Linked DNA regions of Homo sapiens: regions 1, 2, 3, 4, 6 and 7 are each linked to region 5. The links are chromatin loops, found by intact Hi-C in ENCODE. Cell type or tissue: HCT116. All regions are shown on one strand. Each heading gives the region's core, and the rest is flanking DNA. Links, peaks and the distances in the headings are about the cores only. Region 1 has its middle 170 kb from the start of GACAT3. Region 2 has its middle 230 kb from the start of GACAT3. Region 3 has its middle 99 kb from the start of CYRIA. Region 4 overlaps CYRIA (CYFIP related Rac1 interactor A). Region 5 holds the start of MYCN (MYCN proto-oncogene, bHLH transcription factor). Region 6 has its middle 180 kb from the start of CYRIA. Region 7 has its middle 46 kb from the start of DDX1.

The links. Hi-C counts contacts between places; a loop is a spot of excess contacts. Peaks named below come from ENCODE experiments on the same cell type or tissue, not always from the same donor. Only the 100,000 strongest peaks of a DNase experiment are listed, where the experiment ranks them.
Region 1: it touches region 5 in a loop (9-fold over the local background); 26 of 110 quality-filtered maps call a loop at or near these places.
Region 2: it touches region 5 in a loop (9-fold over the local background); 69 of 110 quality-filtered maps call a loop at or near these places.
Region 3: a loop joins it to region 5, with 3 times the contacts of the local background. A loop is called at or near these places in 23 of 110 quality-filtered maps.
Region 4: it touches region 5 in a loop (10-fold over the local background); 57 of 110 quality-filtered maps call a loop at or near these places.
Region 6: it touches region 5 in a loop (8-fold over the local background); 45 of 110 quality-filtered maps call a loop at or near these places.
Region 7: it touches region 5 in a loop (7-fold over the local background); 67 of 110 quality-filtered maps call a loop at or near these places.

The regions. Positions count from the first base shown.
Region 1 is chr2:16,216,710-16,221,042 of GRCh38, forward strand. No RefSeq gene overlaps it. Among named protein-coding and RNA genes, the nearest start is that of GACAT3, 170 kb to the left of the region's middle. In HCT116, for the core only: a CTCF peak has its summit at 2,152 (motif pointing left); a DNase peak (open chromatin) is centred at 2,132.
Region 2 is chr2:16,279,331-16,283,663 of GRCh38, forward strand. No RefSeq gene overlaps it. Among named protein-coding and RNA genes, the nearest start is that of GACAT3, 230 kb to the left of the region's middle. In HCT116, for the core only: a CTCF peak has its summit at 2,691 (motif pointing left); a DNase peak (open chromatin) is centred at 2,711.
Region 3 is chr2:16,762,797-16,767,129 of GRCh38, forward strand. No RefSeq gene overlaps it. Among named protein-coding and RNA genes, the nearest start is that of CYRIA, 99 kb to the left of the region's middle. In HCT116, for the core only: no CTCF peak of the experiment used is centred there; no DNase peak of the experiment used is centred there.
Region 4 is chr2:16,607,410-16,611,742 of GRCh38, forward strand. The region is part of intron 2 of CYRIA (CYFIP related Rac1 interactor A); the gene reads right to left. Among named protein-coding and RNA genes, the nearest start is that of CYRIA, 56 kb to the right of the region's middle. RefSeq lists enhancers at 1,070-1,571, 1,572-2,071 and a silencer at 1,632-2,051. In HCT116, for the core only: a CTCF peak has its summit at 1,849 (motif pointing left); DNase peaks (open chromatin) are centred at 1,362 and 1,792; H3K4me3 peaks cover 394 bases.
Region 5 is chr2:15,937,261-15,941,590 of GRCh38, forward strand. It overlaps MYCN (MYCN proto-oncogene, bHLH transcription factor), which reads left to right and starts at 3,290. Exons shown (of 3, transcript NM_005378.6): 1 at 3,290-3,483. MYCNOS (MYCN opposite strand) reads right to left here. Exons shown (of 4, transcript NR_110230.2): 1 at 4,272-4,330; 2 at 3,714-3,837; 3 at 1,240-1,465. RefSeq lists enhancers at 1,286-1,843, 2,888-3,418. In HCT116, for the core only: a CTCF peak has its summit at 2,575; a DNase peak (open chromatin) is centred at 2,581; H3K4me3 peaks cover 793 bases; H3K27me3 peaks cover 1,347 bases.
Region 6 is chr2:16,485,892-16,490,224 of GRCh38, forward strand. No RefSeq gene overlaps it. Among named protein-coding and RNA genes, the nearest start is that of CYRIA, 180 kb to the right of the region's middle. In HCT116, for the core only: a CTCF peak has its summit at 2,012 (motif pointing left); a DNase peak (open chromatin) is centred at 2,021.
Region 7 is chr2:15,635,505-15,639,837 of GRCh38, forward strand. No RefSeq gene overlaps it. Among named protein-coding and RNA genes, the nearest start is that of DDX1, 46 kb to the left of the region's middle. RefSeq lists a silencer at 307-507. In HCT116, for the core only: CTCF peaks have their summits at 1,966 (motif pointing right) and 2,173; a DNase peak (open chromatin) is centred at 1,957.

The DNA of each region.
Region 1 (4,333 bases), core at 183-4,182, 280 kb after region 5:
TTGTACAGACCCATTCATCAGCAGGAATCCTATTTCAAACAGCTCTCCGACTCTAACGGCACGAAAAGCGTGAACTAAGCACAGTTTAATTAATTCTGATCTCACAGACAGAGGCTGCCCCATCAGAGACGACGGTGCACAGACACGAGGCAGGAAAAATTTCTCCAGCCTCAGAAGCAGGAGTGCATTCAAATGATCCCTTCATTCCTTCAAGATGGATAATTTGTTTTTTAGTAAATTCATAGGACACGTTTGTTGGAACCGTCACTGGCTCTCATCTTTCTGGGAAGGTGTACCTTTTAACCTAGAGAGCAGAAAAGCCTCTGATCTCGCTCCCTCTGACAGAAAGAAATGAGCCTCTTTGCTTTTAGTCTAATAATAGTATCTCCAATTCATGTAGATTTTTATGGTAAATCTTAAACATCATAGAAAATCCATATCCACAGTCCAATCACCAAGTCACCTTGGAGGAAAAGGAGGGGGGGAAATAGCATTATTTGAATTTCAAGGAAAGAAATACACCAGGAGAGCTGGGCATGCTTCATCTTTCTTCTACCAAGGAGCTCAGAGGCCTCCATGCCCTGAGACAGTCCCAGCTTCTCAGTGCCAAAGAGAAATGAGGGTAATACACACAGATGGAGTCCCTGGGACCCAGAAGGGTGGGCTCTGCCCAGAGTTAGCTGACTCCAGGAAATCGGCATGGTTCTGCTCCAAAAGGACCTCAATGACACTTCCCTACTGCTGCAGTGAGGAAGGTCGAGCCCATTTTATAGGGGGAGCTACCAAGACACAGAGAAGGTAGGCCATTGATACAGGGTCACACAAGTAGTGTGGCAGGGTCAGAGATGTCTCCATAATCCAGCTGGACCACTAGCTTTTGAGCAACTCCTTTCCTCTCTCCAAGTCCCCGTTGCCCCACATGTAAAACGAGAAGGCAGAACTCTCCTGAACACTAGATACCTTTTATTAACAGTGGTGCCTGTACCACGAAAGCAGTAATTCTTCTGGGAGTGAAACCTGCATGTTTGATACCTTGGTCAAGGGGAGGGAGGGAGGACAGAAGAGGGAGGATCAGAGTTCAATTTTCACTCCATTCCTTCATTTACTTATCTACTATGTTTCTAGCGTTGTGTTCAGAGGTGAGAACTCAGCGATGACAAAGATACTGGCCTCCTTCTTGAGGGGCTCACAGTCTTCTAGAGAAAACAGACAACGAAGTATGAAACCAGGGCCAGGCGGTGGTTCATGCCTGTAGTCCCAGCACTTTGGGAGGCCGAAGCAGGCAGATCACCTGAGGTCAGGAGTTCGAGACCAACCAATATGATGAAACCCCGTCTCTGCTAAAAATACAAAAATTAGCCAGGCTTGGAGGCATGTGCCTGTAATCCCAGCTACTCGGGAGGCTGAGACAGGAGAATTGCTTGAACCTGGGAGGCAGAGGTTGCAGTGAGCCGAGATCGCCCCATTGCACTCCAGCCTGGGCAACAAGAGCAAAACTCCATGTCAAAAAAAAAGAAAAAAAAAGTATGAAACCAGGCAGGTGCAGTGACTCATGCCCGTAATCTCAGTGACTTGGGAGGCTGAGGTGGGAGGATGGCTTGAGGCTAGCAGTTTGAGACCATCCTGGGCAACAAAACCAGACGCCCATCTCTACAAAAAAAATTTAAAAAATCAGCCAAGCATGGTGGCACATGCCTGTAGTCCCAGCTACTTGGGAGTCTGAGGCAGGAGTTCGAGGCTGCAGTGAGGGTGCCACTGCACTCCAGCCTGGGTGACAGAGCTGAGATTCTGATTCAAAAAAAAAAAAGAAAGAAAAAAGAAAAGAAAAGAAAAGAATGATAGAAATGTACACAAGGAGCTTTGGGAACAGAGGAGAGAGAGCAACTATCTCTGCCTGACCTTGAGTAAGTCATTTAAGTAATTCTGGTCCTCATCTTTAACATGGAATAGTCACAACTTGCACTTCACAGAGTTGTAATTCATGGTGCTTGTGTGAGGAACTCAGTGGGTATATAAAGGATCTGAAGTGGCCTAGGGCTTTCTCCAGAGTCCCTGGATTCGTCTAGGCCATATTGGCCCACAGCTTTCTCCATCTATTCACCAGCAGCCCAGCCAGCAGGGAACCTCGGGGAGCCCTGCGCCCTCTTCAGGCTGTCCTCCTGCCATACATTTACTAGTCTTCCCTGATTTGCCCCCATCAAGTTTTCTCTCTAGAGTATACTGGTGCATTTGGCCTTTTCCTTAGGCAGTTCAGAGGTAGGAGTGGATAAAAGCTGGAGCTCTGTAGTGTCAGGCAGACATTGGCTCAAATCCAGCTTTGCTCCTCAGCTAGATGCTAAATCTGGGGAAAGTTACTTAACGTCTCTGAGCCTCTGTTTCCTCACCTGTACGGGAGGGATAATGAGAGTGCTTCTCGGTAGGGCTGTGAGGATTGAATGAGGGGATCGGTCAGCTCCTCAGACCCAAGATCCTCTTGGGGTGGTGGTGGTGCGGGGATGGGTCCTTTACTTGCTCAATTAAAGTCCTGAGCAAGTACCAGGACCGGTGAGTGCTAAATGTTGGTAATGTTCTCCCTCCTCCTTCTGTTCCTCCCCCTCCCCCCTTCTCCCTCCCCCCTCATTGTTATTACTAAATGCAAGGTCAAGTGTGGCAGGGCTCTCACCCTGTTCGGTTTTGCACATGCTAAGATGGGGTCCCCCAGGACCATGTTCAGGGTAAGAGGGAATTGCAGGGGTCCTGGAGGCACGCTAAGGCTAAGGTGGGAGTTTAAATCCATACCAGCTGTGTGATTGTGAGCAAATTGCTTGCCCTCTCTGGGCCTAAGCTTCCCCATTGGTAAGATGGGGATACTGACACTTTCTCACAGGTTTGTTGTGAGGAGTAAACGAGATCATCTAAGTTCAGGGCATGGCAAGTCATGGGCACTGCCTTCTCTTCCCTGTCCAGAGGCTCAATGCCCGCTACACAGAACAAGCAGCAGCTTGTTAATGTCCCGACAAGCATCACTTGTGCTTTCACCGGGAGTCATGCCCCTAGGCCGCAGTGTCTTTGCTGCCTGTCTTCTGTAACTCAACCACCGCCCAGGAGGGCCATGGGTCTGTGGGGCTTGCCCAGTACCCAGGTGCCAACTGGCCTGCTGGTGGGGGCATCTATGGGCTAAGACTGCATCTTTAGATAACACTTTCCAGATAAGCCCTTTTCTCTTATGGGTATTTCGTATCAGCCCTGTGAGTTAGGTGCTCAATAATAACAAAGATGGCTGGGTGTGGTGGTTCATGCCTGTAATCCCAGCACTTTGGGAGGCCGGGGCGGGCAGATCGTGAGGTCAGGAGTTCAAGACCAGCCTGGCACACATACTGAAACCCTGTCTCTACTAAAAATACAAAAAAAAAAAAAAAAAAAAAAAATTAGCCAGGCGTGGTGACTGGCACCTGTAGTCCCAGCTACTTGGGAGGCTGAGGCAGGAGAATTGCTTGAACCCAGGAGGTGGAGGTTGCAGTGAGCTGAGATTGCAACACTGTGCTCCAGCCTGGGTGACAGAGCAAGACTCTGTCTCAAAAATAAAAATAAAATAAAATAAATAATAACAAAGATGACAGTAATAATAGTGACCAACAAATGTTGAGGATCCCGCCTGCCAGGTACTGTGCTAAGCCTGTCACTGCCTGACAGGATGCAGGGTGGCTTGCAGCAGACTTTCTTCTTTTTCCATTTTTATTTTTTTTTTGAGACGAGGTCTTGCCCTGTCACCCAGAATGGAGTGCAGTGGTGCCATCACAGCTCCCTGCAGCCTTGATCTCCCAGGCTCAAGTTATCCTCCCACCTCAGCCTCCTGAGTAGGTGGGACTACAGGTTTGTGCCACCATACTCAGCTAATTTTTTTTTTCTTTTTTGTTTTTTTTGAGACGGAGTCTCGCTGTGTCGCCCAGGCTGGAGTGCAGTGGTGCGATCTCGGCTCACTGCAAGCTTCGCCTCCTGGGTTCATGCCGTTCTCCTGCCTCAGCCTCCTGAGTAGCTGGGACTACAGGTGCCTGCCACCACGCCCGGCTAATTTTTTTTGTATTCTTAGTAGAAACGGGGTTTCACCGTGTTAGCCAGGCTGGTCTCATTCTCCTGACCTCGTGATCCACCGGCCTTGGCCTCCCAAAGTGCTGGGATTACAGGTGTGAGCCACCGCGCCCGGCCAGCTAATTTTTTTATTTTTTGAAGAGATGGAGTCTCACTATGTTGCCCAAGCTGGTTTCAAACTCCTGGGATGAAACAATCTTCCTGTCTCAGCCTCCCAAAGTGCTGGGATTACAGGTGTGAGCCACTGTGTCTGGCCAACAAACTT
Region 2 (4,333 bases), core at 195-4,194, 340 kb after region 5:
GCCAAGGACAAACTACGATGACCTCACAAATGTTCCCCATATGTGGAGCACTGAAAGTCTGAGAAGCATTCTGACAGGGATAAGGGAGAAGGAGCGGGTCACCTTTGCTTAGTGTCTACACTGGCCTGTCTTGTTTCCTCCTCAGTCCTCCAGTGTGGAAGCCACAGCTCTTGTTCCTGAGGTTGAAGGATCTCAATGGCTTCTGCACATAGTAGGCAAACTACAAATGTCAAATGAATGCATACAAGAAACACCGATAATCTTCGTTAAAATTTATTAGGTGCTACAAACTAGCTACTATCAGTATGTTACATGGGTTGTAAAGTAGACCACCATTATCCTCAATTAATCATGGAGGAAGCAGAAGTCCTGGAGGATGAAATTGCTTGCCTATGGCTACGCGAGCTAGCAGGTGGTGAATCAGAGTGGGAGCCCAGCAGTCCAGCATCTGTACCCTTCATGACCCCCATAAACAGCCCACTGTGAGTGACGTGTTGCAGCAGCACAGATGTACATGACAGACTCCTCCTCAGGGATCATTTCTCTGACTGCATAATAGGAGCCAGGCTGGATGTTGAATGAGGGTGCAGCATTATCAGCAAGTTGTAATGACAGGGAGCACTCAGCGAGCATTCCTGGCACAGGTGTGGGTAGAGGCACAGAAACCCATGAATGAATAGTTGAGTATTGGATGTGAAGGGATGGGAGTCAGTTTCCCCCCACCCTTGTAGGTAATATCTGTCTCTTCATCACTGCTGTTCTAAAAGATGGCCCCAAAAGTTCAGTCTCTGTAAAATGTGTTCTAAATTAGTGGCCCCTTAGGGATTCTGGGGCTATTTCCCCTAGACAGAGGTCAAGGGACTGGCTGGACTGGTCCAGCAGCCAGGGGGCCATGGAGTGGCTGCAACCTCAAGCAGGGTATGTTCTTCCACCCTCTCTTACCCTCTCACCTCTCAGCCAGGGAACTGAGGCTCAGGCCTCTCATGGGGAGGCGAGAAGAGAAACCAAGAAGATAAGTGAGGCGGGGCCTGGGCCTTGTCCACTTCCCAGCAGACTCACCTGCTCAGTGGGCTGCCTTGCTATGTGGTCCTGAGGAAGCCCTTCGAGGGCTTGGGCCTATTGTCTATGGAGGGGATGGTGATAATGCTTTCTGGCTCCTGCAGACCCTGAGTGAGAGTCAGTGATTGAAAAGAATGTGGGAAGGCGTTCACAGTGTGGTTTCCTGCTGGATCTGAGCCCACCATGAAAGCTGGGGTCTCCTGACCCAGCACTTAGGCAACCATATCACGCCCTCCTTGCCGATCTGGGCATGTGTATGTTAGTTGTGTGTGCGTGCAGGTGTCTGTAGGCATTCAGTGGTTCTGCCAGGGAATTTGTTCTTTGCAACTGAGCTTTTCACAGGCAGGAAGGCCTGAGAGTGATGTCAGTTTCTCCCCATTGACTCTGTGGGATGAACTCTGCCCCTATACTTACTCCTCCTCCTGCAACCCATCCTTTAACTTCTATGATTGGGGTCCTTGGTGATGAGCCATGTCATAAGGTCAGGTTCTTCCACCTGCAGAGCACTTGGCATTTCCAGACCACATGCATGATACTTAGGAGAAGGCTTCTCCTTGCACAGTCAAAAAGGGTAGGGAAAGTTCTGCCATGGGAACTTACCATATGCCAGGATTGTGCTAGACACTTTGCACAAGGGTCTTTAATTCTCAGAAGTGATTCTGAGAGGGAGATATTTTTATGCCATTTTACTGATGGAGATGTCAAGGCTCAGAGATGTTACAGGAATACCCACAGCTAGCAAGTGGTGAAGCCCATGGTTGTTTTTGTTTTGCTTTGTTTTTTTTTTTTTTTGTTTGTTTGTTTGTTTTTGAGACAGAGTCTTACTCTGTCTCCCAGGCTGGAGTGCAGTGGTGTGATCTCTGCTCACTGCAACCTCCGCCTCCCAGATTCAAGCGATTCTCCTGCCTCAGCCTCCTGAGCAGCTGGGACTACAGGTGCGTGCCACCATGCCCAGCTAATTTTTGTATATTTTTAAAGTAGAGATGGGGTTTCACCATGTTGGCCAGGCTGGTCTCAAACTCCTGACCTCGTGATCCACCCGCCTCAGCCTCCCAAAGTGCTGGGATTACAGGCATGAGCCACCGCGCCCGGCCATAGCCCGCAGTTTTAATTTGGCCATCCTGTGGAGACTCATGAGGCTGAGCAGTGATGCTGCCAAGGCGATGGACACTGGATTGACTCTTTGGTAGTTTCGGCTTTGCTCTGGGAGGCCTCCGTGGATTGTTCCCGGGAAGGGACTGTGGCTCCTTCTGCCTCACTGGAGCATCAATTCCTGAACCTGATGTTTCTCTACTGTGAGCCAATCCTCGTGTTTTATTCTCTAATCTCGGCTTTGCCAAAAAGCAGGCAGCCTTTGGAGAACCTAAAGAGGCGACAGACCGAGTTTTTCCTCTGGTCTGTACAATGGTGGGCAAACCTCTGTGTCTCTCTGGGCCTCAGTTTTCCCACCAGTGATATGAGATTATTCTAGAATGATATTTTAGAGTCTTTTCAGCTCTGACGTCATTTCGTTTCATTGCATAGCATTGCAGTGCTCTGTATTTTATCTTTAGACACCCTCCCTCTCTGAAATGTTATAATCTTTCTCACGGAGGCTTCTCCCCTTCTGGCTAGTCTGTCTTAAAGTATAGCACCACCTTCTGGTGATTGGTTTACTCCTTCCCCCGCCTCCCACTCTAGCTCCTGTCTGATTCTTGGTTCCTCTCTTCCTCCAGAAACTAGGCTGAAAACCGATGACCAGGCACAGACACCTGGCTGTGGGCATCTCTCTGCAGAGCTCACCTGGGAGGGTCAGTGGTGAGTTGCAGCTGGACCCGGCATTCTTCCATCAAGACAGTGCCGATGCCCTTCCTGGGGCTGAGATCACACCAGGAGCCGGGGAGGAGCTGGCTACCTTGGCAGAGCCTGGATGGCCTGGGGTGGCAGCAGCTGAAAGTGCATAATTCATGAGGGATTTGCTCCATCAGGAAGCAAGGGCAGAAGTAGACAAGGTCCTCGGCCTGGTTTTTCTTTCCCTTTTGCTTTTGTTTTGAGGTGAAGAAGCAGGCTTCAGAAAAATGTATGGGCAGCCAAGTTTCAGAGGCTCTTAGAGTTTTTGGATTTTTTTTTGGGGGGGGGCTTTATTTTGTGTGGAAAAGAAAGCAAGAAAAAGAAGGGGTGTGTTTAGGGCTTTTTCCCCCATGAGAGAAATGTGGAGGGCCTCCCTGAGCATGTGTCTTTGTCTCTATGGGTCATGGCTCCTGAGCAGATTTCTCAAAGTTGCTCTCATCTGCCCAACACTCATGACGGTCTGAGGGTTCAGCTGTGGGGATAGAGAGGATGGAGGGCTGCGGGGGATCTTCTACCAGGACCTGTCAGCTCACTACCTAGGAGGACAGAGTTTAGGCTTGTCTCTATCCTGGAGAAACCCAACTGTCCCCAAACAGGCCAGGCCTTGTGTGGCTTTAAATTTCTGGAAGTACACATTGTATTGACTTGGGAATGTTTGCTGTAGGAACTCTGACCTGGCAGATAGGAGACCAGATTCCAAATTATGAATGCACTGCTCTAGGTGTTCTTCAGCAACTGAGTGTCTTTTATCTTCCAAGCATAGTTTCTTCTTTCGCAAGGAGAGGGTAGAAATGAAGAGTTTCAAGATTTCTGAGCTTCATTCTATCCCATTATTCTAGAACACTAGGAGTTAAATGATAGGGGTTTTCATTCACACTCTGCCTCTTCCCTGATAAGCCAAGTAACTTGTCTTGCTCCTAATGAGTTTGTCAGTTTGGGCAGCATCATGCATTGGAGTGGGACAGGGCCAAGATGTGCAGGTGCCCCATGCCATCCCAACCCCATGAGCTCTGCATGCTTGCAGGGTTGTTGGAAGGATGTCCAAGGCTGCAGTGAAACTTTGCTGCTGTGGATGGGGTGGGTGAGCACACATACAGGTGCCTGGGCCTGGAGCAGGCTGGGGAAGTGCAGGGAAGGTAGACAGAACCAATGGGATGGCTGTGATCCCATACAGAGAGCCACTAATTAAGGCCCATATATCAGCTAAAAGGAAGGAATTATCAGCAATCAAAAGAAAAATGTAAACACATTCCAAATTGTACATTTTTTTAACCTTCACCTAGTCGGGTGGTCCGTGTTTGTTCTATGCCACAAGGCAAATGTGTGTACCTGCACAGACACACCTGTGTGCGTATGCTCTGAATTAGAAGGGTTTCATCGAACGAGGCCGGCAGGGTGATACTCAGCCGCCAGGCCTCAGCCTTGTGGGAATTGGCAGGAAACT
Region 3 (4,333 bases), core at 250-4,249, 830 kb after region 5:
AAAAATCATAACCTGAACATTGTAGATCATTTCTTTCTAGTATTTTATGTATTTGTTTTTACCTAGCAAATAGTTGTATGTATATTAAAATTTTTTTACATTTACTTTTTCAAAATTTTTCTGTTTTAAAATAAAGTTTAAAAAGTACAGTTGTATCCAAAGCATTTTCCCTTGTTAAATAAAGTTTATTCTTTATGAAACTAATTTTTCTTTGTTTTATTGAAAGATAAATGGATTTTAAAAAAAATCTAATAGCACATAATACAGTGTAAAGTATATTTCACTCTCAGTCTAGACCCCCAGTCTTCCTTGAAAGTTATTGTGAATAAGGTACTAATGGTGAATAGGATGCTAAAATAGGGGTTTTGTCCATTTTAGCACAGGCCCTAAGCTGAGAGCAGTACCATAGTAGCAGAGTGCCTCCCGCCTAAAGCCAGGTGTGAACTCTCCCGTGCAGGGCATGCAAATAGATTGTGAAACTGATTCTGCCAAGACAGACCAACCCCAACCTCCAGCCTGGAAGAGTTGAGTTGGGCAAGCTGGGAGTTGAAGAGAGGGGTCAGAATGTTGTCAATATCAACCTCCCTGCTTGTCCCAACAAGAGGCAAAGAAGTGATTGTCTCTCACCTTAAGTGAGAGGCTTTGGCTTCAGGGCTACTTGAAAAGCTTTATTTGCATTCCCTGAAGTTTGAAGGACAGAGGGGACTATGGTCTGAAACATTCCTGAGAAACGTAAGAGCAAAGGTTACAGTCTGTGCCTGAAGCAGGAGGAGCGAGAAAGCCAGGGCTGTCCAGGGAGCAAACTGCTCTCCCACCTGCTGGGGCACAGATGAGAGACCTTTCCAAGGACCAGTGGACTCATGGGATGGAGAAGCTGGAGTCCCTTGGAAGAGCTATGTGCAGGGAGACTGTCTGGTGGAGGAGGTAGGGGTGGTGGTGTTACCAGTAGAAGGTGTCCACATTCTTGGCATTTTGAACAAGGAATTGCACAATACACACAAACAAAGCAAGGGAAGAATGAAGTAACAAAAGCAGAACTTTATAGAAAACGAAAGCACACTCCACAGGATAGGAGCTGGCCCGAGCACAGGGGCTCAAGAGCCCCTTTACAGAATTTTGGGGGTTTAAATATGCTATAGAGGTTTCCCATTGGTTACTTGGTATACATCCTATGTAAATGAAGTAGTGGCCCACAATCAGTCTGATTGATTGCTTTCTGCAACGGGTCAGTTGTGGAAATAGTTGGTTGTGGAAAGTAACTAATCAGAGGCTGAAATTACAAAGTTACCCTCCAATGCAAATGTTTGATTGGTTGCAGACAGCAACCCCCTTTTTCCAATCAGAAAAAGGGGGCAGGGGGGTGCAAAGGGAGTAGCCTCCAGTTCTTTTGTTACTTAGGTATGGAAAGTTGGGGTTTTCGTTTTGATTGAGTTACAGGAAGTCAGCGTGCCCTTAGGTTCCCGGCCTCCACACCCTATTCTGCCTCAGTGGGATCCAGCACAGTGGCGGGTTGTGCAATGTCTAGGGAATAGAGGCCTCTGTCATGTCAAGAGAGATACGGGTAGAGGTCCTCAGTAAAAGACTCTCTGAGAAACCCACAAAACATCCACCAAAGAGGGAGAGATGTTTGCCAAGGCTAGAGGGCTCAGTGCCAGGTCACAGCCTGGTAAGACTTTTCCTGCCTCCTCGCTCCTTTCCAGGGCTTCCAACCCTAGTGGGGCCTGAAATAGCAGCCTGTGAGAGGCGGAAGTCTGGAAAAGTAAATAAAACTAAACAAAAATCCACATACATGCATCTATATCTGTATCTGTGTATCTCCACATACATCTGTTATGGTCCTTTATGCATACAAACATATACACATGCACATAAATGTATGTGTATGTAAGTGTGTGTGTGTGTGTGTGCGCGTACCCCTATCATAGCCCTTACTCACTCAATCAAGGCTTCTAAGTCTGGGTGAGGCCTGCACAGAGACACAAGGACATATTGAACGTGGTTAAGAATTTGAGGTTTTCATTAATACTTTAGGTGACCTTTTTAATAATCAAAATGAGATTGCTTTCATGTGCAAAAGTGAGCTGAGGACACTTCTTTCTGTGAGTGTGACCAGAAAAGCTTTTGTAACATTGGAGAGAAAAAAATAACTCTCCATCCACCTATTTCAGTGAGTCCTGCCCATTCAGTAATGCCAGTTTCTTTTTTATTCTTCCAGAATTGTTGATTGCAAACACAAGTGCATGTGAGTGTAGAGGGACAGGCCTGCTCTCTGTATCCCTCTCCTGGCCCTCCCTGTGCTTTTGCTTTGGTCAGCAGGCTAAAGGAGGAGGTAAGGGGCATTTGCAGTCTTCTCCTGTTTGTTAGAGGAGCCAAGGCAGCTGGTGGGTAGATGTGGAATTGGGGTGGGGGTGGAGTTGGGGGTTGGCTTGCAGGTTCACTTGTTTCAGGGCTGGCTTGTGTAGCTCCCTTGGCATCTAGGATTCCCTGGAGAGATTGGTGTGAATTGTCAGTATGCTTCCCACCTGGTTACACAGTGTCAGCATTCCCCTGACCTCACAAAGTGGTCCCCCACACCTACCTACTCTTTCTGCCTTCTATGCAGGCTCCAGAACCCTAAAGCAACCATCTCCCACACTGCTTGGGCACCACTGGGATCTTGATGATTCATTGTTGTCCATTCCTACCTAGAAGGCTACATCTTTCTCCTGTGAGCCTTTTCTTAACACTTAATGGCCCACTGTGCGTCAGCAGACGGCGTGTCTCACAAAAAAATCTAGGCATCAACGACACGCCCCCTTCCCTTTGTGTGTGCAGAAACACCCACATTCCATGGGTGACTTTTGCCTGTTCTGTTCCGTTTGCATCCTCCAGCATAGCCTCCCTTCAAAAAGGGATAATAAATATGCTTTTTAACTTTTCGTTTTAGATAAATTATCTCTCCTTTGTAAGTTTTGTTAATAAACCTAGCAGGTCCTTTTGTAGTCATGAAATAATATAGAAGTAAAATATATTTTTATTTTCTTGAATAAGAAACTAAGTTGCTCACGTGACATTGTGATCCCCTGTCCCAGGTCCCTCCTTCCACCTACAGCTGGGGCAAAGCATTGCATAAGGGGATTGTTGTTTTTCCTTCAGTCTTCCTTCAGGAATCTGGGTGAGCTGGGAAGGAAACACGGTCTCAACTTGCCATCACACATTAGATGCATGCCCTCACCCTACTCTATGTGAATGTGTGTGATATTATCATACACTCAATGTGGTTATACTACTCAAAATACATAACTTTGCCCCAATATTTTCCCCAATTAGAGATTTATACTCCACAGAAAACTTACAAGGATGTTTGTAAAAGCTGAAGACTGGGAATGACAGAAATATTTCATTATTTAAGTGTTGGGTTAAGTCATTACATAACATCTATACATTCCAATTATTGATTTGACTGTATAGATATTACATAGTGACTTAACCCAACACTTAAGTATGAAATTATTCAGTCAAAATTAACAGTTGGACTGTATACATATTACATAATTACTTAACCCAACACTGTTAACAACAGTCAAATTAACATTTGACTGTATAGATATTAACAACACTGAGGTATTTAATAAGACTGAGGAAGGCTTGTATGTTCTGCTGTGTAATCTTCTCTAAGATATATCATCAAGTGAATAAAGTTCATTTTCAATTACGATTTAACATCCCCAAATTAATACACTGTTTTACTTACTTACTACCTTAGCAGAAGTCAGCTATGTGGCTTCCTTTTCTTAATTTCTCCAAATCAGGCCCTAATGAAGATCTCCGTCCTTAAATTTTTACTGTGCATGTCTGACTCTTTCGTTAAGATAATCCTGGTGTTAGAATATTTGGATGATAAAATACTCACATTTGCTATTTGGACACATATTGTCAAGTAGCTTTCCAAAAGAGTTGTATGCACTTATAATTTTATCAGCATAATGTGAGGAGATTCATCTCACTAGGGTCGTTTTTGTGTTTGACACATCCTCAGACAGCCCCCAAACATACTCATGGTACTCATGCTTGTTGGTATTTGTGAGGGTTACATATACTCATTACTCTTCATGTGACTCCTTTCCCTTGAGTGTAAGCTGAACCTAGTGATTTGCTTCTAAGAAGCAGAATAAGGCAAATGTAATGGGATGCAAATTCCATGATTATGTTACAAATCACCTTGACCTTGTCTTTCTAGGACTCTGTATCTTGCTGAGCCTTCTTAGCTTGGATTCTTTGATGAAACACCACCATATTGGAGCATTCCACCTGCCAAAGAACTGAAGGCAAGCTTCAGCCAACAGCCAGCAAG
Region 4 (4,333 bases), core at 177-4,176, 670 kb after region 5:
ACGCCTGCTAAGCTGGCTGTCAAATAAAGCTGGGTAAATTTTTTACTTGGTATGCAAGGCTATAAGCCTGGCTTAGAGCTCTCTTTCAAGATTCCGCCCCTCTGCTGAAGCTACTCTGATCACTCTGTACATAAGCCACACCAGAATATGACAGTGGAAGGGCTCCTGCCTCCTTGCTTCTGCCTTTTTTCTTTTTTTTAGATGGAGTCTGCTCTGTCATCTAGGCTGGAGTGCAATGGCACTATCTTGGCTCACTGCAACCTCTGCCTCCCAGGTTCCCGGGTTCAAGCGATTCTCCTGCCTTAGCCTCCCAAGCAGGTGGGATTACAGGTGTGTGCCACCACACCTGGCTAATTTTCGTATTTTTAGTAGAGACAGGGTTTCACCATCTTGGTCAGGCTGGTCTTGCACTCTTGGCCTCAAGTAATCCACCTGCCTAGGCCTCCCAAAGTGCTGGGATTACAGGTGTGAGCCAGAGTGCCCGGTCCTTGCCTCTGTTTTCTTGCTCATACTGTTCCTTTTGCCTTGAACGCCTAAAGACGGCCTATCGTTTCTCCCAGTAACCTCCTCCCCAAACCCCAGGCATAAGTAAGCACCTTTGCTGTTGTGGATTCTTGCAGGGGCTATCTCTGACTGGCTGTCAGTGTTTTAGCCATTTCAACCACTCCTCCTCACTCCTCCCCGCCCAACCACCAAGCAGGGTCCCACACATCGCATTATTCATTTATGGCCACTGAGATGGATGGGAAGGACTGGATAAGTAGTCACTACCCAGCAACAACAACAAAGACATCACCCACACAGACTGAGCAGAGAAAACAGTCATTGGTGAGAGAAACGGGTCTGAGAAAAATAAGCATTTCCCCAAATATAAACACTTTTGGGTGATTAGCCCTTTTGTTTTAGGACCAGAGACTACTTTGAAAATCTAATGAAAACTGGCTTTCTCAGAAAAATGCACACATGCAGACTGATACACTTTCAGGAGGTAAAATAAATACACGGAAGCCCAGAAACGAGGGAATCCCTCATCTATTTTAAGATCGCAAATTTCAGTTTATAGATGGCCAAGTGGAATGAGGACGGCGTTTTGTAGTGTGGACCACGGACTAAGCTACTCTAAAAAGGAAAGGGAATCATTTCATGGAAACAGCATGAGCTTTGGAGACGTTGGGAGAGTCATTGGACTCTTTTGAATCTGAGTTTCCCTTGTTAGTAAAATGCAAATCAAAATATTCCCTTTTTAGTATTGTTACTAAGTAAGTAAGATAATGCAGGTAGAAGTTCTTAGTGTAGCATCTGGCATGCAGTAGGTCCTAACAAATAAGTATCTGCGCCCCCTGCCTTGCATTTCAAAAATTGCAACCACAGCGCAAACAAGTCATTGCCCTTTTAGCAATAAATCCTGCACTGTTGCTTTGGAGCTGGAGAAGAAAGCCGACTCAGACCACCACGTCAGTGAAGAGGTGAAGCTGGGTCCTGAACTGCTGCTGCGATGGGATCATTCACATGGCTATTAATCATACAAGAGCCCATTTATGACAAACGCAGGTCACTCCCTTTGCATGACAAGGCACATGGGTCCACAGAGCCCCATTATCCAAAAAAAAACACAGAGCATTGTGGGCGATGCAGGCGAAGGCGAGTGCACACACACAAGCGGACATTGTAAGGCTGTTTGCACAACCCCGCCGTGCTCCTCGCGGATTTCCTGCCAAGGAGACATTTAGATCTCACAGAGGCGGCTGCAGACATTTGCTCATTCAACATGGCTTCAGGCAGTGGCTGCGGAAACCCGGTGCATGGTACCCTCTGCTGGTCATCTCTGGAACTGCGGGCCAGGGATACCGGGGATAAAGCACACAAGGGGGACCCCTGGGGCCCCAGGCTCTTCTCTCCCTCCCTTGTCTAAAGAGTACAGTACAATAGGCATGAGCTTTTTTGTCTGAAAAGTCTGACATTAAATATCAACATCTCAATTGTAACATGGATTAGCCAGAAGACCCTGGGCATGTCATCTCACCCCTCCTCAGACCTCAGCTTCTAGCTGGAGACCACATGTTTCTACCACGGGACCCTTGCACTTGCTAGTCCTTCTGCCTGGAATGTTTTTCCACAATCTGCATAGATTTTCTTTGTATATTCATTCGGGATTTATTTTTCAGTGGAGTTCAACCTAACAGTTTTGTCCAAAATACTATTTTACTCCCACTCCCCAGTAACTCTGCTTTTCTTTTAAGTATATATCATCATTTATTTATGTGCCCTCAACTCCTAGAATAGGGCCTGACACATAGAAGGAATGCCATACATATATGTGGAATAAATAAGGACATCTTCCATGACTCCCCTGTCACTTCTCCTCCTAAAACAAAACGTATGCTTCTTCCTCCATATTACAGGGGAAAAGAGGTTCTCAGATCAACCTGATATTTTATTCACACACTCTTACTGGTCAGAGAATCTACTACTGTGTAGTATCCAGAACGGTTTCCAGGCCTCTGAGTGTGGTCTGCCCAGAAGGACTGCATCTCGCTTCCATCTGGACACTAAACCTCTACTGAGGTAACCCAAGATGGTACTCAGGGATTTTGGCAGACAGAGCATATTGCCAATATGTACTGATTTACAGCCAACAAAAAATGCAATTGAGTACTTACTGCTTACTTAGTAAGATGAATAATAATAATAACTTCCACAGACTGTGCATATATTCTGTGCTAGGCATTGTGCTAAATACATATAGTGTCATCTTTAATGCCAAAAGCAAACTCAAGATTCTGTGCTACTACCATCTCCCTTTTAGAAACGAGAACACTGAAGCAAGTGAGTAACTTGCCTAGGGTAACTCAGTTAATCACCAGCAGAACTGGAATTTAAACACAGCCCATCATACCAGAAAACTCACAGTCTAAGCCACTATGTTATTTTGTCGAATACTCCTGCACTATTATTAGATGTTTTTGGGAAACAGAAAATGGCTTAAGACATGGCCTGTGGCCTCTGGTCAGGGCAAGAGGGCTGTGGAAACTCATAGCAAATTGTGTCTCATTTCTAATTAACTTATTAGCACATGGTTTGGCATTAGGTTGCCTGAATACATTTTTGTGAATTGTTGACATTCTCATTGTATAAAATCCTAGAATGCTGGAACAGGGAGAAGTGTCCCTGATCCAGCCCAGTGGCCCAGTCCTGTTCAGGTACAGATGATAAAGTTGAGACTCAAAAATCCCAAGGCTTCGGCAGCCTATGTGTACTGCCCCATGTAGTTGGAACACATGATAAACTTCTGTAAAGTTCCTAGAAATTACAAGCATAACCAAAATTTCTGTAGAGTTGGCAAAACTGTATAGGCTCTGCTTAGTTACCTAACTACCCACATTTCACTTCCCATTTTATTCAATTCTGCTGATCCTCCCTCTATCCATCACCCCTCATCATCCTTGGCACTTGCCTCAAAAATAGGATTGACTTCTTTTAGTCCCAACATATATATATATATATATATATATATATATATATATATATCCTGTATATCTTGCATATATTTCTATCAAAAATGTAATATTTACACCTATCTGTTGAACTTCTTGAGGACAGGTGTTAATCATCAATCCATCCCCTGTATCTAGCACAGTTCTTAATACAGCATTGAAATCTGGTGACTAGGCCGGGGGCCGTGGCTCACGCCTGTAATCCCAGCACTTTGGGAGGCTGAGGCGGGCAGATCACAAGGTTAAGAGATCAAGACCATCCTTCACAACATGGTGAAACCCTGTCTCTACTAAAAATACAAAAAAAAAAAAATAGCTGGGTGTGGTGGCATGTGCCTGTAGTCCCAGCTACTTGGGAGGCTGAGGCAGGAGAATTGCCTGAACCCAGGAGGTGGAGGTTGCAGTGAGCCGAGATTGCACCACTGCACTCCAGCCTGGTGACAGAGAGAGACGCCATCTCAAAAAATAAATAAATAAATCTGGTAACCAGTCAAAGAAATAAATACATGAGCATTGCTCTTTTTAGAGAATAGGGCTAAATAAAACATGGCTCTTGCAGTAAGGACCAGTAAGGATGAGAATCTGCATTCAAAGACAACTATAATGGGGAGGAAGACTCTAGTGAGGACTGTGATCTGGGTAAAGGCAAAGTGTTTGGGGAAAGGAGTCTAAAAGAGGAGGTGCCTCATCTGGACTAGAATAGTCTGGGAGGGTTTCCTGCAGAAAGGGGCTGTAGCTCGAGGTGGAGGAGAGGGAGAAACTCCCAGTGAACATCCCACTGCCAAGACGCCTGTGAGGTGTGAAGAAAGGAGCCCAACGTCCTTCACTTTGGGATCTGC
Region 5 (4,330 bases), core at 331-4,330:
GTGGAGCCCTCATGACCTAAACACCTCACATTAGGTCCTGAGACAGGAATAATATAAGGTGGCTGCAGAATAATAGAAGATTTTGGGCAGCAATTTCACATGACTAGCAAAAGGAAACTGTTGAAATGGCTGCAGAGGCCATGGGCTAAGACCGTGAAAAACAGAGTGTAGACCAAGCTGGCTAAGACCCACTGAACCCAGCATGGCACTGGATTTGACCTAGGTTTCTCCTAGGACCTCATTATACGCTCATTAACATACTAAATCACACACCCCACTAGCATCATGACACTTCCGAGAACACCCATATTTGGTTTAAAAATAGGTGGTGTCACAGTTCTGAGAAATCTCCTTCTTTTTCTAGGAATGATCATGAATATTCTGCCTCTTGGTTAAAGAAACCCGTAAAGGTAGCAACCCCAAACCCCCTTTCGTGTGAGTCTCTCGAGTACACCCATATTCCCTTTTCTTGAGTGTGTACTTTTCCCTTTGCAATAAATCGTACTTTCACTATTTTCCAACTGGTCTTTGAATTCATTCTCTTGATGGTGTCAAGAGCCTGGACACTGGCTGGGGTCTAGGTCCCACTGGCATTTGGGGACCTCCCCTCCAACACTGTTGCACTGGGGGTTAAACTTCCAACGTGTTTTTTTTTGGAGGACACATTCAAACCATGGCAGTACTGAACAAAACCTTGGCTTTGAAACCATATGAAGATTTGTTTTGTGTGTGTTCACATAGTTGAAGTATTTCAACATTTTTAAGAGGGATTTTCAGGCTTCTCTATAAGCAGACTAAGAATCAGCATTAGCATGTTTTCTCCATGTACAAAGTCTTTTATCTTTCTACTTACAAATGAAGGTAACCAATAAATATTTGTTGAATTTTATCATTCTGTTAACCTTCAGATTCAGACTTGTCAGTAATTACTGGCTTGCATTAAAAGCAGGAGATTAGAGATTGAGGTCCAGGAAGTATAAATGATTTGCTCAAAGGCATGTAGAGTAACCAGGTCTCCTGTCCCTCTGTCCCCCTTTTCTGCTACACCTTGTCCCTCGACAAAGGGTGAATGACCTAGTGATGGTCATTCATCTGAGGAGAAAGGACAAAGGTAGGACTTTGAATCGGAGCAACTGAACCCATCCTGGCCTATTTTCACAGTCTTGCCACAGAAGATCTGGCCACCTTAGAAGGACTCATTCAGTGATCTTGGTCTTGAATAATACCATGAGTACTTACTATATACAGGTACACTGCTGTGCCGTAAGGATTCCCTCTGGAGCAAAACTGACCCAGGTCACAGGTTAGTGAGGGAGACTGAGCCTGTCTTCCACAGTGTCACGGAAGTGAGCACTAAACAAATACTCCCAGGCATGGATCATTACAAATGGAGGTGAGTGCTGGACAGGAAAGGACAGGATGCTAGGCGAGAATTCAGCAGGAGGGCTTGGTGGCGATTAGGGGGCTAGGGAAAAGCAGAAGTGGGGCTGTAAAAGGCTTTTGCAAAGATGAAGGCTTTTACATTTGTGAGGGAAATAACAATAATAAAGGTGCTTGGAAGGGCTGCTCATCCGCATTCATGGGCCTCTTCCTAGAACTCTGGGAATCTTTCTCCCTAGAGCTCTGTAGGCGTCCAGGGTCAGGGCTGGAAAGGCCTTCACAAATGCTAATCTGTGAGCATTTTATGGGTTGCCCCCTGACCCTCAGCATCCTCCTCCTTAACTAGATCCAATGGTGAGGTGAAGAGGTGGGGGCGATGGAGAATGGCATTTCCAGTTTGGAGAAAAAAGTAGGGAGAGGCGGGGAAGCCTTCCCACCCCAATCCCAGGGCCAGGTTCCCCTCTCTCCAAACAAGCCTAAGGAATGTTTTTCAAGGCAAAATCCCACCTCACTGTGTATTTGGTTGTGAAGGGGGCTGTCCAGGAGATCAGGGTTGTTTTTGGAGAGTTTGGAGGGCAGGGGCAATAATGTCTGACCCCCTGCAAACAAATACACCTGTAAGAAAAGCTAGACCAGAGTGAAGTAAAGCCAGGATTTGATGGTGGCGGGAAGGGAAGGGGCCAATGCTGCTGCTGGACAGAGGGGTGTTATTTTCCCCAGAAGAATAGCATGTCGTGGTCATCATCATAATAATAGCTGACACAACTATTATGGGCTGGGGACTTATAAGAGCTTTCATAACTCTCAGGTAGGAGGCACTACGAACTCCATTTCACAATTGAGGAAACTGAGGCACAAAGAAACGAAGTAGTGACAGCAGCTTTCCTTTTTCCCTTCAACAGTTTGGAATCAAGCTGTTTGAGCCGAGGCTGGGTCTCAGGAGGTGTGGACAGCACTTCCATCTCGGTAAATCAGATTCGCCTGCCCATAACTGGGGAGAATGGTGGCTTTGAAAAGGTTAACTTGGGAGCCCTGGGGACGGCTGCAGGGAACGTACGCCCATTCCCCCTAGGAAGCAGAGCCAGGCCGCCTCCTCCTCCGCAGTGGTGAGGACGCGTGGACAGTCCCGCGGGGGCGGCGGGAGACCTGCGGAGTGGCCGCACTCCAGGTCCGCGCCAAGGCCGGGCAGCTCCGCTTTCTGCTCAGTCTCCGCGAGGTGTCGCCTTCGGCCGAAGAAACCACCGCGGCGCCACCCTCGTAGCTCGCACTTATTTATTTATTTATTTTCAAACAAGGGGGGCGCCCCTCTTCTTTCAATTTGAAACTGGAAACATCCAGAGGTCTTGTTCCTAAGGGGGCGCGTCCTCTCCCTGCTATTTTGCACCTTCGGACTAGCCTTCTTTCGTAATTACACAGGAGCAACCTCCCTGCAAGGCCTTGCTCAACGTTGGCCTCGCGCTCAGCTGCACAACACGCAGTCAAAGCGGGGGCTGGGTTAGAAGCATCGGTCTCCCCTCCCCAACACACACCCCCGGAGCCCTCCGTAATTTTTTTTTCTTTTAATGACAAGCAATTGCCAGGCTCGCAGGGTGGGTGCTGCATTGCACCGCTCCGCGCGCAGCTGGTTCTCAGAGTGCAGCCGGTGCAAGCCCGGGGGTCCAAAAGGGCGGGAGGAGCACACCCTGGGCTTCCCAGCTTTGCAGCCTTCTCTCTGCAAAGAAAAGCAAGTGGCTTTTGGCGCGAAAGCCTTGGCGCCTCCCCTGATTTTTATGGAAATCAGGAGGGCGGGGTAAAGCCGCTTTCCTCTCCTTTCTCCCTCCCCCTTGTCTGCGCCACAGCCCCCTTCTCTCCCCGCCCCCCGGGTGTGTCAGATTTTTCAGTTAATAATATCCCCCGAGCTTCAAAGCGCAGGCTGTGACAGTCATCTGTCTGGACGCGCTGGGTGGATGCGGGGGGCTCCTGGGAACTGTGTTGGAGCCGAGCAAGCGCTAGCCAGGCGCAAGCGCGCACAGACTGTAGCCATCCGAGGACACCCCCGCCCCCCCGGCCCACCCGGAGACACCCGCGCAGAATCGCCTCCGGATCCCCTGCAGTCGGCGGGAGGTAAGGAGCAGGGCTTGCAAACCGCCCGGCGCCCAGGGAAGCGACGAGCGCCGGGGCAAGGCAAGCCCTGGACGGGATTGCGACGTGCGCACCGGGCGCCCTAATATGCCCGGGGGACTGTTTCTGCTTCCGAAACAAAACCATCTCTGGGTTTTCCCAGAAAAGCCAGTTCCAGCCCCGAAGGCATCCTGGCTAGAGGAGACCCGCCCTAATCCTTTTGCAGCCCTTACCGGGGGGAGTAATGGCTTCTGCGAAAAGAAATTCCCTCGGCTCTAGAAGATCTGTCTGTGTTTGAGCTGTCGGAGAGCCGGTGCGTCCCCACCCCAGGCTGGGGTTCTTCTCCAAAGGGTGCCCCTGGAGGAAGAAGAGGGGGGGATTAGGCAGGGCGAGGCCGCCGCGGTCGCAATCTGGGTCACGGCTGCTCCAGCTTGGAGGAGAGGCGGCTCTCCCGGCGACCCTCCTCGCGCGGGCGCCCCTGCCATTCCCGGGAACAGGGGCTCAGCCTCTCCCTCCCTGGAAGAGGACGTTGTCGTGGGTTTGGAAGAGCAGGGGTGGGCTTAGAGAGCTTCCAATTAAGCTATTGGCAGGAGTATCCCTGCAGCGGGTGAATGCCGAGGGGCGTTTGCTCAAATTTGGGGAGGGGAAGGATTTGTGGATATGGGTGTCTGTTGTTGGTCTCTGTCTAGAGAAAGGCTTTTTTTTATTTGCAAAGTTTTCTAAATCCCCTGCTATCATTTGCACTCCTGAGGTTGCATTTTTACAAAGGGGGTAGAAGGTACTCCAAATACCATTCCCGGTAGCTGGGTCGGAGAGCCTGGGGCTTCCCCTGAGCAGCCGGCCCCACACC
Region 6 (4,333 bases), core at 113-4,112, 550 kb after region 5:
TGATTTCCTTGTCATGTGCTGAAGTCACTGTAAATATGCACTGGCTCACACCCAAGTTTTTCATCTCCACATTTCCTTTCTTTTCTTTTTTCTTTTTTTTGAGACACGATGTGCTTTTAATCTAGAAGTTTTCGAATCTAGGCCCCTTCTCCTACCTGGATAGGAATGCTACCCAGGATCCCACCTGGGTGACTGACACTTTATGATTGCTTTGAACTATAAAAATACCGATGATATTGTTTCTTCCACCTGAAATGTTTCTTTTCTCCCCTCCATCTTATCTGGCATGATCACACTCAAATAGGATGTTCTTTATGAGGACTTTCCCAGCCCCTCAGAAGAATTAGAGTTCTCTGCTGTGCTCTAGAACACTTGGCTGTCGTCTCTCTATTAGACGTCATTAGGTTGTGCTGGAAATGAAACAGGCCTGCCTCCCCTTCAGACCAGAAGCTCTTGGAAGGTGGAAGACTATCTCATATCCCTATCTGCTTTGCAATGGCCTGACATTATGACTAGGACTAAGTAGGTGCTCAATAAATATCTCTTACTTTAATAAATAGATGAATAAGTGAATTAATTGGGCCCTTTTACAACACAAACAAAATTTGTGGACCTGGGAAAACTATGTCACTTACTTTAACCTTAGTTTAACCATCTTTAAAATGAGCCAATGTGATCAGATGATCTCAAAGTCCCTTCAAATTCTGTCATCTTGTAGGCATGTAATTCAGTAAGTATTTCTATATATTGCCTCTGAGTTTGACTAAGAAACTTCCATATACATCCAAAGCTTGTTCATTATTCCAAATGTTATGTACAACATCAACTCCAAATATCTCAGGTAGAGGACTTATGTTAGTGTAAGAGAAAAGTCACATTAATCATTTAAGCATCCTTTTGATCATTCGGCTTCATTAGCCACAGCTTTGGAAGTCTGGACAGCAATCTATAAATTTGAGACCGGGTGAAATTAGCTTATTTGATGCTGTTATAAAACACCTCCAACATGTCTTCTTCTACACTTTCATTGAGAAATGCAGTGAGGGACCAATTGTTCTTTTGCTATTCTTATCTAAGTTTTTGGTGTAGAGAGCTTTAACCTACAAAATCTAATTAAATCCCCCTCTTTTTTTGGGTCAGATCTGAGCCTAAGAGAAGAGAGAAAAGAAGAAGGCCTTGAGACATTTGTACACAAATCCAAATGACAATTTTAGGAGGAAATACAATTGTCAGGGAGGCTGCATTCTCAGGGACTTCTGTATGTTGCCATACCTAGAGCAGGCAGCCCAGACCTCCTTAAGTCCTGGGACCTTTAGCACAATTGAAATTACATCTCTGAAGATTCTTTTTCTTTTCTTTTTTTCTTTTCTTTTCTTTTCTTTTTTCTTTTCTCTTCTCTTCTTTTCCTTTCCTTTCCTTTTCTTTCTTTCTTCTTTTTTTTGAGACAGAGTCTCACTCTGTCACCCAGGCTGGAGTGCAGTAGTGCAATCTCAGTTCACTGCAAACTTTGCCTCTTGGGTTCAAGCAATTCTTGTGCCTTAGCTTCTTGAGTAGCAGGAATTATAGATGCACGCCACCACGCCCAGCTAATTTTTGTATTTTTAGTATGGAGTTTTGCATGTTGGCCAGGCTGGTTTCGAACTCCTGACCTCAAGTGATCCACCCACCTCGGCCTCCCAAAGTGCTGGGATTACAGGTGTGAGCCACCATGCCCAGTCTATGATTTTCTATCTATGAGAGAAGATCACCAATTTGGTTCCTTTGTCAATTTGAGACCAGTTATTGCATTATTTTTATTTTGACCTCATGCAACTATGAAATCATTATTTTCTCGGAAGGACAGTCTTTCTTTCTGTTTGACTAAGAAGTTAAATGAACAGTTTGTATTACAATCCTTTCACCTAGGAGGGGATGCTCTGCTCTTGAATTAGAAGCTTGGTAACAAACAGCCTCTTACGTCCTCCTTCCAGATGCCAGGCATTGCACAACTACAAATTATTGGCTGACCGATGCCAAGGGAGACAATGCCCCCAACTGGCCACACAAAAAAAGCAAAATGAAAATAATAATGAAGAAATTAGAGTGAAATTACTGACTTTCCTTTGTAGATGAAGAAACAGGCTCAGAGAAGTGAAGTGGCCCGCCCAAAGTTCCAAAACTAGTAAGTCTAATTCTAAAGCATGTAATTTTCCATGTGTGTGTATATATAACAGATTACATTTAAGAAATACAAAGTCCTAGACATTTGTCTGTTCACATTCATTCATTTCACACACAAAAAAGAAAAGAAAATTGAGGTGACGCACAAAGTGCTCAAAGGCATATATCATATAGAAAGGTTTAGAACTTGAGTCTCTTTAGCTTCAGCACATTGGTTGGTGTGGAGGTCCGCACTGAGGAAGGCTTGCACAGCTGTGGAAAGGGCACATGGCGAGGCTGCCATCAAACCCTGGCTTTAGCACTATCAATTATTGAACAGTGTATCATCTAAATTGTATCAACGAGAAAAAGCAGGCTAAGATAATAATCACGTTGTATGCATTTCATGATGAGTAAGCCAAGATGATGTGTGTATTTCCAGCATATCAGAGGCTCAATAAATGTCATGTCCCTCCTTCCTTGAGCGGGGCCATTTCATATTTTAATATTATTATTATCATTTCAAAACTAACTCATGCACATGATAAAAATTTCAAAAAGATGCAAAGAGTTAACAAAAAAAAAGGTCATTCACTTCCTAATGCCCTTCCCCAGTGGTAATCATTTTTAACCTTTTCTGATTTCTGTTATTCTCATCGTTAGCTCCATAATTCTAAATATTATTATTGTGGTTTTATTCATTTATTTATTCACTTAGTTACTTTAAATAATATACTTCAACTTTTATTTTTTATTCTATCAAATTGTGGTAATTTCTTCTCTCATGTGATAGAATGAGAAAATTATCACCCACCGTCTTTTGTTCATGTAACACTTTCCACAGTCAAATATGGCAGCTCTACAATTACTTTTACCTTGTCCAGGTTCACAATGTAATTACATTTTATCACCTACTATAATGATTTTTTTTTTGTCTATAGGTTGATCTGTACATGGAAACTAATAAACAATTTTTAAAATATTTGAACATATCAATATTAGTAAGTGCTAGACCAAGTATGCTATCTGGACCAAGATGGAAAGAAAATAGAATTATTTGTCACTAATACTTTAATGTTAAAAGAGAATGATCCAAGCAATATATTCAGAGTGATTTTTTTCTTTGCTTTAATACTTTGAAGCATCACACATTTTAGTTTGCTTTATGTTTGACTCTTAAATTTACAATATAGTTTTATATTGATCTTAGTGTTTCTAGTTGCCTTTTTCCTGATTATCAAAGAAACATATCCCTTATTTACAATATCTATAATAATATCTATATTTTAAATTAATCATATTAATTATCTAGTGGTCCTATTTGGACTGATTGCTTTCCCAACTACTACATTGTTGTCTGATTGAGATTAAATAAAAATTAATCCTGGACTTCTTTCTTGAATCTCATGTCTTTCTTTTCAGTGTGTATGTGTTTATGATCTTGCTGCAATACCCTCAAGTATTTTATCACCAGAAAGAGTGGATAAAAAGTAACTTTCTGAGTTCTTATGTAAATGAAAATGTCTTTATTCCACAATGTTTTAGGATTTCTCTCGTTTCTCATGTTGTTGATGAGAAGTCGGTTGTGAAACTGATCACTTTTTGGCTTAATTTTTTCTTTTTGTTTAATTCTCTCTCTCTCTCTCTCTTTCTCAGCATCTAAGCTCGTCCTTTTTGTTCTTAACATGCTGAACTTTCACTAGGATGTGTACATGAGAATGTGGATCATGTTCCATTCATTCTGCTTGAGCTTCAGTGGTCCTTGCAACCTAAAGATAGCTAGTCTTAGGACAGGCGCAGTGTCTCATGCCTGTAATCCCGGCACTTTGGGAGGCCGAGGCGGAAGGTTCGCGAGGTCAGGAGATTGAGACCATCCTGGCGAACATGGTGAAACCCCGTCTCTACTAAAAATACAAAAAAAAAAAAATAGCCGGGCGTGGTGGCGGGCGCCTGTAGTCCCAACTACTCGGGAGGCTGAGGCAGGAGAATGGCGTGAACCCAGAAGGCGGAGCTTGCAGTGAGGGGAGATCACGCCACTGCACTCCAGCCTGGGCGACAGAAATTGCTGGTCTTTGACGCCGAAAATATTTGTTCTATTATTTATTTGATAAATTTCTCTTTTTTATTTTCTGTTCTTCTTTTCTGAAACATCTATTAGCCGTATTGTGGATACCCTGAATTGGTCTTATCTTTT
Region 7 (4,333 bases), core at 139-4,138, 300 kb before region 5:
CTGGTCAAAAGTATTGAGGGGAATTTGAAAGACAAGTCATCAGGTAGGCCTGGATTTGATCCCAACAATAGTTACTGACTTCTAGAGCTAAATCACATGCAGAGATCATTAGATATAAGGTGGGAACCAGGAATCTGCATTTTAACAAATTCCTGAAATAATTGTGTTCATGCAGATGGACCTTGAACCACAATTCAAGACACACTGTTACAGAGAAACAACTCTTAGAGCTTTTATTCTCACTGCAATCTTTTACTTGAGGATTTGGTTAAGATCTAAAATGACGTCTGAAAGACAGATGCTTGCTGTGTTAGAATCATGTCTCCTAGTTCACTGCCTTTGGACCCAAGATGTCCACCTTGAGTTCTGTTTCCTTAGCTTAGTGGTTCTTAACCCCAGCTGCACATTAAGGTCCCCTAGGATACTTTAAAAGAAAATACCGGTGTCTGCACTTCACCTCCAGAAATTCTGATTTAATTGCTCTGGAGTGGGGCCTAGATGGCCTCAGTGATGTTAATGTGCTGCCAGGCTTGGGAGCAGCTGCCTTAAACTGAGTCTGACCCTAGATGTTTCTTGGTCCTATTGCAAATCCTTGTGTCCTTTGCACCCATCCAAGCCAATGTGTCTTAAGGTTACATATAGTCAGACTCAAGCTGGAGCCCTTGTTGAAATATTATGTAGTGGGGATTATTGTAGAGAAACACTTTGATAGAAATTGTAACATATGTAATTTTTCAAGAAACTGATAAGATTATTCACCACCCGTAGTCTACTCAGAGGCTACTCACCTGTAGCCAAGTGAGTTTAATTCCCTTCAAAATAGTCACTTTGGGGATTGAGGCAAGTCTTTTTAAGGATGCTTCAATTTTTCAAAACCCATTTGGCCTTTTCTCTGTTTTAGACGTTGCTACTTTGTTTTTATTTAAAACATTGCCATTGCTTTAGATAGGACCAGTTTATACTCTAAAAATCACTGGTTTAACCCAATACTTTACCTCACATCTTGTTCTCCAGCTGGGTAACTCATTCTGTTCACCAGAAAAGACTGTGATTGGTTGCTAGTTTTGTGTTTCCTTGAATTGAATCCCAATTTAAGGATAAATATTTGCTGCTGCCAAAGTAGGACTTTGAAGAGGCAGCCAGAGGATGTTTCTCTGCAGGGCAATAATTGGGTGTGAAGGGTTTCCAGTTTTTTGTGGTGGATTAGAGTCTCGGGGAAGACACTCTGAGATAGAAAATCCTGATCAGAACAGGAGTCGAGAGAGAGGAGAGGCCGGTAGGGACAGGGTCAGTTGAATATTGGAGCAATGTTGTTTGATAATGAGTTTTGATTTTCCTTTTCTACATTGTGATTCTCTTAATACCTTCAGATGTTTGCTACCTAGGTCGGCAAGTAGGTCTGTCAGTATGACTTGCGTATGAAAGAGAAAGCTCTTCTGTGTTTAGACAAAGTAATGCTAGGAACAGGGTGTGGGAACTGATTAGGATCCTGTTCTGTGGGAAATTGGTCCCTAATGGTAAGAGGGGACAAGCAACTTCTCTGGAGTAGTAGTCTAAAGCTCAGAAGAGTGACAATCAGGCTTAGTGGCAATCAGGCTTTGTAAGCATTCTCAAGAATCCTTAGGTGCATTGGGGAGAGAATTGGCTAACTTACAGACACACAGGCTGAAAGCTTGAGGTATTTTGTTTGGCTCTTAAAGGCTAGCAATTTGGAGACATTGGCTTGCTTATACCCATATCATAAAATTCTGTTCACTTAAAATATTGATGTTAATTCTATTGGTTGTAATAAACTCTATCGTGTGCTTCTGCCCATAAATTATTATTCATTTTCCCACTGTTGTTAACCCAGCACCAAGAGAATACTTACTTACAAAATAACGCAAATGCATGGGGCCCCTCAACGCCAGCCTTCATGGGGTTGTGATTCATTATTTCCCAGTTGAGTGCACCAGGTGGCGCCAGTGTCACAGGAATACCCACAAAGAACACTGTGCTGGTGTATTTTTACCACTTGGGGTCACTTAAGGATTACCCGACTCCCTTTTTTTTTCATCTGAGCAAATCACAGATTCAAAGGAATTATTTCCCATTACATTTGACAGAGGCTGTGGTCTTTTTTTCTGGATCCTGAAGGCCAAGAAATGAGCATGAGGGTTTTATTTTTCTGTGAGTTGGCCCCGTGCAGTTTGTGCTCCAGTGTGTTCTCCTGTCACAAAGCACTTGCACATCCACCACACCAGCTTGCTCCTGGGCTCAGCACTGGGGACTTCTATGTACAAAGAACTTCCACACATGTCAAAATTGCCTTTATGCTAATTGCTATGCTCATTAACATCTCCAGAACTCGGAATGCTTTTTCTCAGTCATTTCCTTTGATTCTGCCTGTCTCTGAAAGCCCAGATTGAATGAAATCAGGTGAAGTATCATGTCAACAAGTCACTGCTGCCTGCTAGTCTTTCTGCCACTTACACAGTGGATCCTAGGCATTACGGCGTTGCCCTTCAAGAGCATGTTGGAGATTTGTGGAATGGTCTTCAACTGACTTTGCCTGCTTGGGGTTGGGTTTGGGTGGGGGTGAGGGCAGGATGTGTGGGCTTAGACAGACCAAATAATGAACCTCATGACTTCAAATAGTAGCTCATGGCTACTTATTTGAAAACCATAAGTGATGATTGGACACCCCAAGTGATAGTCTTCCACAATGTCCCTGCTAGCCAAACAGGGAGATTTGGGATTTTGGATTAAGAGATACTAAGTGGAAAAACAGCCAGACCTGATCTGTCCTTCTGCCTTCTGCTTTTCTCCAAAGAATAGCTTCTTGGGTGGGAGCAGGAGAAGGCTTAGTCACTGTTCAAGAGCAGCCTCTTCTGGTATAATTTATACCTATGACAGGAGCCCATTTGGCCTTTACCATTTAAGAGTTGTTATTAATCCATGTCAACCCCCATTCAAGAGCCTGTGATGGGCCTTGATTGTGTTTAAGTCCAGACTAATTTGGGCACTTAGGGCCCTCTAAAATCTAGTCCCAACCTTCCTAGTCCTATTTCCCATACTCCTCAAATCATATCAAATCTGGACTCCTTATTCCCCTCCATATATAACAATGGATAAAATTTATGACCCTTCACTATATCAGGTACTGTTCTAAGTGTTTACCCATCCTAACTCAATCCTCACACCAACCCCAGAAGACAAATTTTACTGGTGTTCCCATTTTCATAGATAAGGAAACTGATGCACCAAGAAATTAGTGATTTGCTGAAGATCATGTGACTAGGAAGCAGTGGAGCCAGAATTAGAATCCAGGCACTTGTCCACTACTCCCTGCTCAGTCCTGCTGCTTAAAGACCTGCCTCAAAGAAGGCTGCTCAAAGTCCTGCCTTCTCTTGCCTGTCAAAATTCCACCCATCCTTAGGGACCTGAGTCACTGCCACCTCTCTTGTGGGGGCATGAGAACATCATGCTTTTGAATACCAGCCATGAGCCAGCTATTTTGTATTTTGCCTCATGTAAGAGCCAATGCTATCATTTTTTGCAGATAAGGAATCCAAGGCCCAGAATAGTGAAGTCTAAGTACCCCAGGTTGAGGTTTTTTTTGTTGTCTGTTTGTTTGTTTGTTTTTGAGACAGAGTTTTGCTCTTGTTGCCCAGGCTAAAGTGCAATGGCATGATCTTGGCTCACTGCAACCTCCGCTTCCCGGGTTCAAGCTATTCTCCTGCCTCAGCCTCCCGAGTAGCTGGGATTACAGTCATGTGCCACCATGCCCAGCTAACTTTTTTGTATTTTTAGTGGAGATGGGGTTTCACTGTGTTGGCCAGGCTGGTCTCGAACTCCTGACCTCAGGCGATCCATCCTCCTCAGCTTCCCAAAGTATTGGGATTACAGGTGTGGACCACCACGCCTGGCCCTAGGTTGAGTTTTTCAGGCCCCAGAGCCTGTATTTCTGCTCTGTTGCTCTCTCTCCAGGAAGGCCTCTAGTACATCACCCTTTGTCTCGTCCTTATACTTTATGATGCAGCTTTTAAATTTTTTCGTTTTTCTTTTTCTTTTTCTTTTTTTTTTGAGATGGCGTCTCACTCTGTTGCTCAGACCGGAGTGCAGTGGTGCGATCGTGGCTTATTGCAGCCTGGACTTCCTGGGCTCAAGTGACCCTCCCACCTCAGCCTCCCAAGTAGCTAGGACTACAGGTGCACGCCACCACACCCAGACTAACTTTTAAAATTTTTGGTAGAGACAGGGTCTCTCTATGTTGTCTAGGCTGGTCTCAAACTCCTGGGAGCTCAAGCGATTCTCCTGCCTTGGCCTCTCAAAGTGTTGGGATTACAGGTGT